2 separate regions of the Homo sapiens genome follow, and region 2 is linked to region 1. A link is a contact called in ENCODE POLR2A ChIA-PET data. All regions are on one chromosome and are shown on one strand. Each heading gives the region's core, a stretch centred on a gene start or an enhancer-like site at or near the end of the contact. The rest is flanking DNA. Distances are from core to core; before and after follow the strand shown.

Region 1 (3,465 bases), core at 519-3,018:
TGATAACACACTGTGTGGTTCAGGGTGTAAGGAAATTGGCGGGGCGCGGTGGCTCACGCCTGTAAACGATTCTCCTGTAAGCGAGTCTGCTGCCTCAGCCTCCCGAGTAGCTGGGATTACAGGCATGCGCCACCACGCCCAGCTAATTTTTTGTATTTTTAGTAGAGACGGGGTTTCACCACATTGGCCACGCTGGTCTTGAACTCCTAACCTCAGGTGATCCGCCCGCCTCGGCCTCCCAAAGTGCTGGGATTACGGGCGTGAGCCACCGCGCCCGGCCTGTCCTATGGAGTTTACAATTAATAACTCTCTTAATCATCACAATAGCTCAACGAGAGAGGTTGGTACTATTACCCATTTTACAATTGAGGACATTGAAGCACAGAGCAGTTGAGAAACTTGCCTAACTAGCAGAGTTAGAATCCAGACAAAGTGCTTAACCACAAGGCGATGCTTCTTCTATATATAAACTGACGGACGGATGAAATAGGCTGATTGACTGATGAGTGACTGACTGACTGACTGAATGAATAAATGGAAATGTGATTATAAATGTTGATTTTTTGCGCCTCCCGATTCCCCAGATCTACCGCGAGGGGGCGATCTCTCCCCGGTCCTGATGCCAGTCACTCAAGGCGCGCACTCCCTTTGCGTCTCGGGCTCGCGCGCGTTGCCGCGGCACCGGAAGTGACTGAGCTTGCAAGTTCCCCTGTCTCTTCAGGGGAAACTGAGGCCGGCTTGTTCGGGAGAGACGGCGCGAGCAGTCAGCCAGGTAGGCCGGCAGCCAGGTAGGCCGGCCCGGGTCCGCGGCGCGGAACTCGGCCGCGAAGAGCTCTTGCGTCTGGAAGCTACCGGGCCGATGAAGGGGGATGTGGCCCCCCACGGCTCGCGGGGCTCGCAGGTGAGAGCGCCGCCTCCCCTGTGCGTGACAGCCGTTGCGCCCAATAGGAGCCTTCGCCGTCCCGCTTCCGTGCCGGCTGGGCTCGCTGATTGGCTGCGCTGGGGCGGACCGCCGGGGGCGAGGCCCCTCCTCTCAGGAAGGTCTAGGGGGCGCCCCCGGGGGAGGGCGGTTGCCTAGCAACGGGGCGGTGGCTCGGCGGGTACCCGGCCTAGTGAGCTCGAGAAGCCGCTAGGCCGCAGCCGGCCCACCCTGGGCTCCGGAGAGGTGCAGCCCCCGGCCCCGGAGCCCTCCCGGGGGCGCCAGAAAGCCACTTTGGGCCTGTCCCCAGGAAAACGTGGTCTCAGCTGTGGGGCCGTCGAGCAGGCCTCGACCCCTCTTCCTGACCTGAGGAGAGGCCCAGCGCCTCACCCTCACCCAGTCTTTGTGCAGGGCGCCGGCGGCCATTGTGTCCGGGCGGGGAATGGAGGACCCGGCAATCCCCAACTGCCACGTTCTGGGCCTTTGGGGAATTCAGAGCAAACCAGCGGCATTTGTTGGGGGTCTCCGGCCTTCAACATCACAGACAGGCCTGGGGGTGGCCTTCCCAAAGTCAGATTGCAGATCTGAGGCAGTTTCCCCCTCCCTGCGTCCCTCACTGAAACCTTGAACCCCATTGAGAAGTCCCTTTAGGGTTTCGGACGCCTCCACCTCACCCTGGGCTGGTGCTTAAATAGAAAAAAGAAAAACAAAAACCAACTAAATCCATACCAGCCACCTCCGGGAGAGTACTCCTGGCTCCCAGTAGGAGGCGGAGAGCCAAGGGGCGTGCAAGAGAGAGGGGGCTGGGCTCCCGGGTGGCAGGAGGCCGCGGCTGCGGAGCGGCCGCCCTCGATCCGGGCGATGGAGGAGGAAGCAAGCGAGGGGGCTGGTTCCTGAGCTTCGCAATTCCTGTGTCGCCTTCTGGGCTCCCAGCCTGCCGGGTCGCATGATCCCTCCGGCCGGAGCTGGTTTTTTTGCCAGCCACCGCGAGGCCGGCTGAGTTACCGGCATCCCCGCAGCCACCTCCTCTCCCGACCTGTGATACAAAAGATCTTCCGGGGGCTGCACCTGCCTGCCTTTGCCTAAGGCGGATTTGAATGTAGGTGGTGCGGGGGAGCGGGAGTGGGGCGGGGGGGACTGCCCAGGGAGTGACTTTCCGAGGAAGGCATTTCGGAGAAGACGGGGGTAGAAAAGGCTGGTGGGAGATTCAGAGTCCACTGGTGCTTTCGATTTGACTTAAGTGAAGTATCTTGGAACCTAGACCCAGACCTTCGTAAGACCCACAAAGAAACCAGTTCTGGTACCTGGAGGGGGAATGGAATTTTTAGGGTAAATGGCATGCATATTAATTATTTTTTTTTCCTGAAGCTCTTTCTCTCCCTTCAGAATCTTATCTTGGCTTTGGATCTTAGAAGAGAATCACTAACCAGAGACGAGACTCAGTGAGTGAGCAGGTGTTTTGGACAATGGACTGGTTGAGCCCATCCCTATTATAAAAATGTCTCAGAGCAACCGGGAGCTGGTGGTTGACTTTCTCTCCTACAAGCTTTCCCAGAAAGGATACAGCTGGAGTCAGTTTAGTGATGTGGAAGAGAACAGGACTGAGGCCCCAGAAGGGACTGAATCGGAGATGGAGACCCCCAGTGCCATCAATGGCAACCCATCCTGGCACCTGGCAGACAGCCCCGCGGTGAATGGAGCCACTGGCCACAGCAGCAGTTTGGATGCCCGGGAGGTGATCCCCATGGCAGCAGTAAAGCAAGCGCTGAGGGAGGCAGGCGACGAGTTTGAACTGCGGTACCGGCGGGCATTCAGTGACCTGACATCCCAGCTCCACATCACCCCAGGGACAGCATATCAGAGCTTTGAACAGGTAGTGAATGAACTCTTCCGGGATGGGGTAAACTGGGGTCGCATTGTGGCCTTTTTCTCCTTCGGCGGGGCACTGTGCGTGGAAAGCGTAGACAAGGAGATGCAGGTATTGGTGAGTCGGATCGCAGCTTGGATGGCCACTTACCTGAATGACCACCTAGAGCCTTGGATCCAGGAGAACGGCGGCTGGGTAAGAACCAAGCCCCTTGTGTGTCCCTTTTCTTTGGCCTCTGGTCAGAGATCCCCAACAGCCCTTCTTCTGTATCTCTTTCTGTTGTGTTGGGTGATTGTTGGAGACGTTGATAGTTGAGGAAACCTGACTGGCCTCATTTCACCACAAGAGGTTAACTCCTTGGAAATACAAATGACCCTGTGCTTCAGAGATCAGGCATCTTTCACCCTGGTCACCCCCATGACTCCACTATTCCATACTTGTGTTCCAGTTTCTCAGCAAAGAAAACTGTAGCCTATGTGTTCATTAAGTCCCAAACCTGTGAGGGTAGGAAGTTAGTTCGGTGTTTCCCTTACCTTATACAATGGTTCACACACAAAGGGGTGATGAGTATAATGCCTGGAGAAGATGATGAGCATCAATGACCCACAGACCTCTCCATCTGTTCCCCCCAAGGGGTCTCAGTCCTATCCTGGGCTTCTCTCCCCCAAATCAAGTTCCC
Region 2 (3,465 bases), core at 523-3,022, about 14 Mb before region 1:
TTAGACCTCTGCAGAGCAGGTAGTACTTTTTTCCTCTTTAAGGCAAAACTGAGGCTGCAACTGGCCTGCATTTTTTCAGAGAGCAAAAGCTGGTACTGTTCAGGTTTGGTGTGACCCCAGGATTTTCTGATGTTTGTGAGGACTCCTCTTTGCTTCCTGGGGCTGGCCAGAGGGCATTGAAACATTGGCTTGGTGTTACACAGACTTAACTCCAGACGTGCGAAGTCCACCTCTTACTGGCTACATGAATTCAGTCATGCTACTCCACCTCTGAGCCCCAGCCTCCTGGTCTGTTAAGAAGATCATGATACCGGTGTGGCGAAGCTTAAAGGAGACGACAGGGCTGTAAATAAAGGCACCTAGTACCATGCCTGGTAGGGAGGAGGTGTTACTTAGTGACAGTTCCCTTCCTTGCCCAGGCCACCTTCATGCCAGGGGGTCCTATCTCTGAAGATTCTGAGCCCAGGTCTCCTGGAAAGCTTTCTCCATCCCCCTTATCCCCCTTATCTACCCCCACAGCTGGGAGGTGGGAAGGGAGAAATCTAGGGTGGGGCTTTTGGAGTCCAAATCTCCTATTTGTTTATCTTAGAAGTGGGCTGTTTGCTAATTATCGAATGGGTTTATGTTTAAACAAGAACCAGTTCTGGGCAGCCCCACCTCTCCTGCTGGGATTTGCTGGAGCCTCATGCTGAACAGTTTGCAGCCTGGAGGGAGAGGGGGCAGGGGGTTTGCCAAGGGTATCAGACCACTCTGGACACTGTCCAGGACCTGGGGTCACCCTCCTGTGCTGGAGGGGCAGAGTTTCTACCCTTAAGGAGGCTGAGTGATTGCAAATAGCACTTTGAGGGGTGGGGTGTTGGTGGACAGAAAAGGTACAGTGTTCTGAAAAGCCAGTTTCTCGTATGTTTTCACTGCATGGTGCCCTAGAGAGGGAGGAGAGAGAACACATATGTCAACAGTTGGGGTCTCATTTAACCTTAGAAGAATAAGCCTGACTTCTTGGGCTTGTTTGTCATTAACTAACACAGTGGTGACCTTGGGCACATTCTTGCATCTCACTGGGGCCTCTCTGGTCCCATCTGCTGAAGGCTGGGTGACTGAAAAAGAGGGTACAGAAAACTCCAGCCCCCGTCCTAGCTCTGCTGCTCACCCAGGGACACACACAGTTAATACGTCACTTTGTTGATGTGAACTCCAGTGTCCTCTATAAAACACCTGTGGCACTCAAAGGTCATCATCGCTGTTTGGCAAACTTGTAAAGTTCTGGCTTTATTAGCACCTAGACGAGGGTTCTTAACCCGGCCAGAGTTTGGCTTTGGGGAGGTGGTGTCTGTGCATATGTTGAAAATGTAAACTAAGAGTTACAGTTATTGGGGTTTAGACCTTTTTATCCTTTTCAGGGGGCTGCAGTACTCCCCAAAAGGTCACTCTGATCTCAGCAGTTCTTTCTGGCTTTGACCTTTCTACAGCCATCCTTCCTCCCTCCCCCACTTCCCAGCCTTGTTCTTGCCTCCTGCTTCCCCCAACCCCCACCTTCAGCCCAGACCTTCCTATTCAGCGGCCCCCACCCCTTCAGGCTGCATCTCACCCCTCCCCCTGTCCTCCAGGCCCGGGAGCTCGGCTGCTCCAGTTTTCTCTGGCACAGTAGAAGAGGCTGCTGGTCAGGTGACACCTGGGGTAATGGAAAGGGGAGGCAGGGAGAGGCTGGTATGTGTGGAAACAGTGACTTGGTGAAGCCCAGCAGTCAGTGGCCAGGCCTGCGGGGACTGGCGGTGTCACTCTAGCCTCTGGGCGTGGGGGCAGATGTGGCACATGGCTGGCCCGGCTACCCAGAGTGGGGATACTCCTTGCCTTGGAGAAGCCCTGCCGGAGCCGTCTGTGGGACAGACTGACCTGGTCTGGAGGATGGCTTCCTTGGGGGTCGGTGAGGGAGGCTGGGAAGAGGCAGGAAGCCAGCACCCAGGGCTGATCTAATCAGCTGAGATAAGGCTGCAGCGTGGGCTCTCTACTCTGCTCTGAGAACACAGGAGGTTTGTTTACATCCCGAGAGCCTCCCTAGCCCTCGGATCCAGCAGGGATTTCGGATCTGCTGCCTAGATTACAAGCTCCAACTTCAATGCACCTCTGTCTCTGAGGCCCTGAGGGAGCCAGCCCCCTCCTGGCTGTCTCCACCGGTAATCGGAGCAATGCCCAGCTTGGTTACTGGGCTGGGACAGAGGGAGGCTTGTCTCTTTGAGACCTGTCTTTTACAGATTGGAAAACTGAGGCTCAGAGAAGGGAATTGTCCACGATCATCCAGGGAGTTAGTAACAAGGGTGCTGGGTCAGCTCCTGGCAGGGAGACATCCAGAGGCTCCTGAACCCTTCCCCCATTTCTAGCTGGCACCCTAGGATCCTGGAGTTCTTGCTGTGGGAATGGGCTGCCCTGAGGCTTGGTGAAAAGCTGGTTGCAGGCAGTGCCAGGCCTGGCTCTCTCCTGAGTGATTGTGTTCAGAGTAACCCGACCTTGAAGGCGACATTTGAACCCTCACTCCACCCCCACCCCCAGACCTGGTTTAACCATTCAGGCACCAGAGCACCAGACCATGGATTGGTGTGTAGTTTCTTTTTACCTTCTAGATTTTTATTTATTTATTTTGTCCCTGGGGACCCAGGTCCCCAAGTAGAATTTCAGGTGTTTCTGGTCACTGTCATTTGCACCTTCGGGGAAAATAAAAATGGTCTTTACCTCTGTCTGCTTAGGACAGGTGGTCAAAGCTGTGTGACCTTGGGCAGGTCTCTGACTATCTCTGTATCTTTTTTTCACAGTCTGAAGGGACCTGATTGGTTGTTGAAAAGTCTCTGGGCTCAGAAGCAAAATGATAACCTATTATAGATTATATTCCTTTACAGTTTGCAAAGCACCATCTCCCTGTCCCCAGGCTAGCTTCCTTCCAGCAACAGAACTGCCTCTGCAAGTTTTCCCAGGCCTCTGATCCTTTGAGCACTGATCCCACTGGCCAGGAGGAAGGCAGGTAGGGGTTAATCACAGCCACTATTCATTGATCACGTGCTGGGTCCCTTGCACACACAAATGCATTCCTCTTAATCCTCATCACCCTGCAAGGTGCTACCAGCCCTAGTCACAAAAGAGGAAACTGAGGATTTCAGAGATGAAATAAACTCCCAAGCTCATATAGTTAGGAAGTGGCAGAACTCACACTTGTGAATCTGCCTTGATGCACAACCACTCTGGGTGGTAGAGTCACAGTTGTGGGCCCCAGGTTTTAGCCATTCTGGGGAATGTCTGGCCCTTAAGAAGTGGGTGGGGTGGGGAAGAACAGTTACGAGTAGTGTACGCTGCTGGGGGTCTCCTGCTAGAAATCATTCTGGTGGGTCCAGGTGTTGGAGCCCCAGGTACTCACCATCCCCTCTCCCCACTAAATTTGGCTTGCCCAGTTATTACCCTTCTGGTCTTGCCTCCTGA

The links. ChIA-PET counts read pairs that join two places held with the same protein, here RNA polymerase II (POLR2A).
Region 2: POLR2A ChIA-PET joins it to region 1 with 10 read pairs in Caco-2. The contact joins the enhancer-like site here to the promoter of BCL2L1 in region 1. POLR2A ChIA-PET finds 5 or more read pairs at or near these places in 2 of 52 experiments (Caco-2 and PC-9).

The regions. Positions count from the first base shown.
Region 1 is chr20:31,721,171-31,724,635 of GRCh38, reverse strand. It overlaps BCL2L1 (BCL2 like 1), which reads left to right and starts at 1,768. Exons shown (of 3, transcript NM_138578.3): 1 at 1,768-2,018; 2 at 2,288-2,981. The coding sequence starts at 2,418. RefSeq lists enhancers at 670-869, 639-1,393, 1,400-1,459, 1,394-2,149 and silencers at 900-1,349, 1,556-1,850, 1,750-1,859, 1,910-2,029.
Region 2 is chr20:45,340,723-45,344,187 of GRCh38, reverse strand. All of the region lies in intron 1 of SDC4 (syndecan 4), which reads left to right. Among named protein-coding and RNA genes, the nearest start is that of SDC4, 6.0 kb to the left of the region's middle. RefSeq lists an enhancer at 861-1,755. Within about 2 kb of position 1,772, at least 30 of the 41 ENCODE cell types and tissues checked have a DNase peak (open chromatin) inside an H3K27ac peak, as active enhancers do; they include PC-9, where a contact is called at or near this core.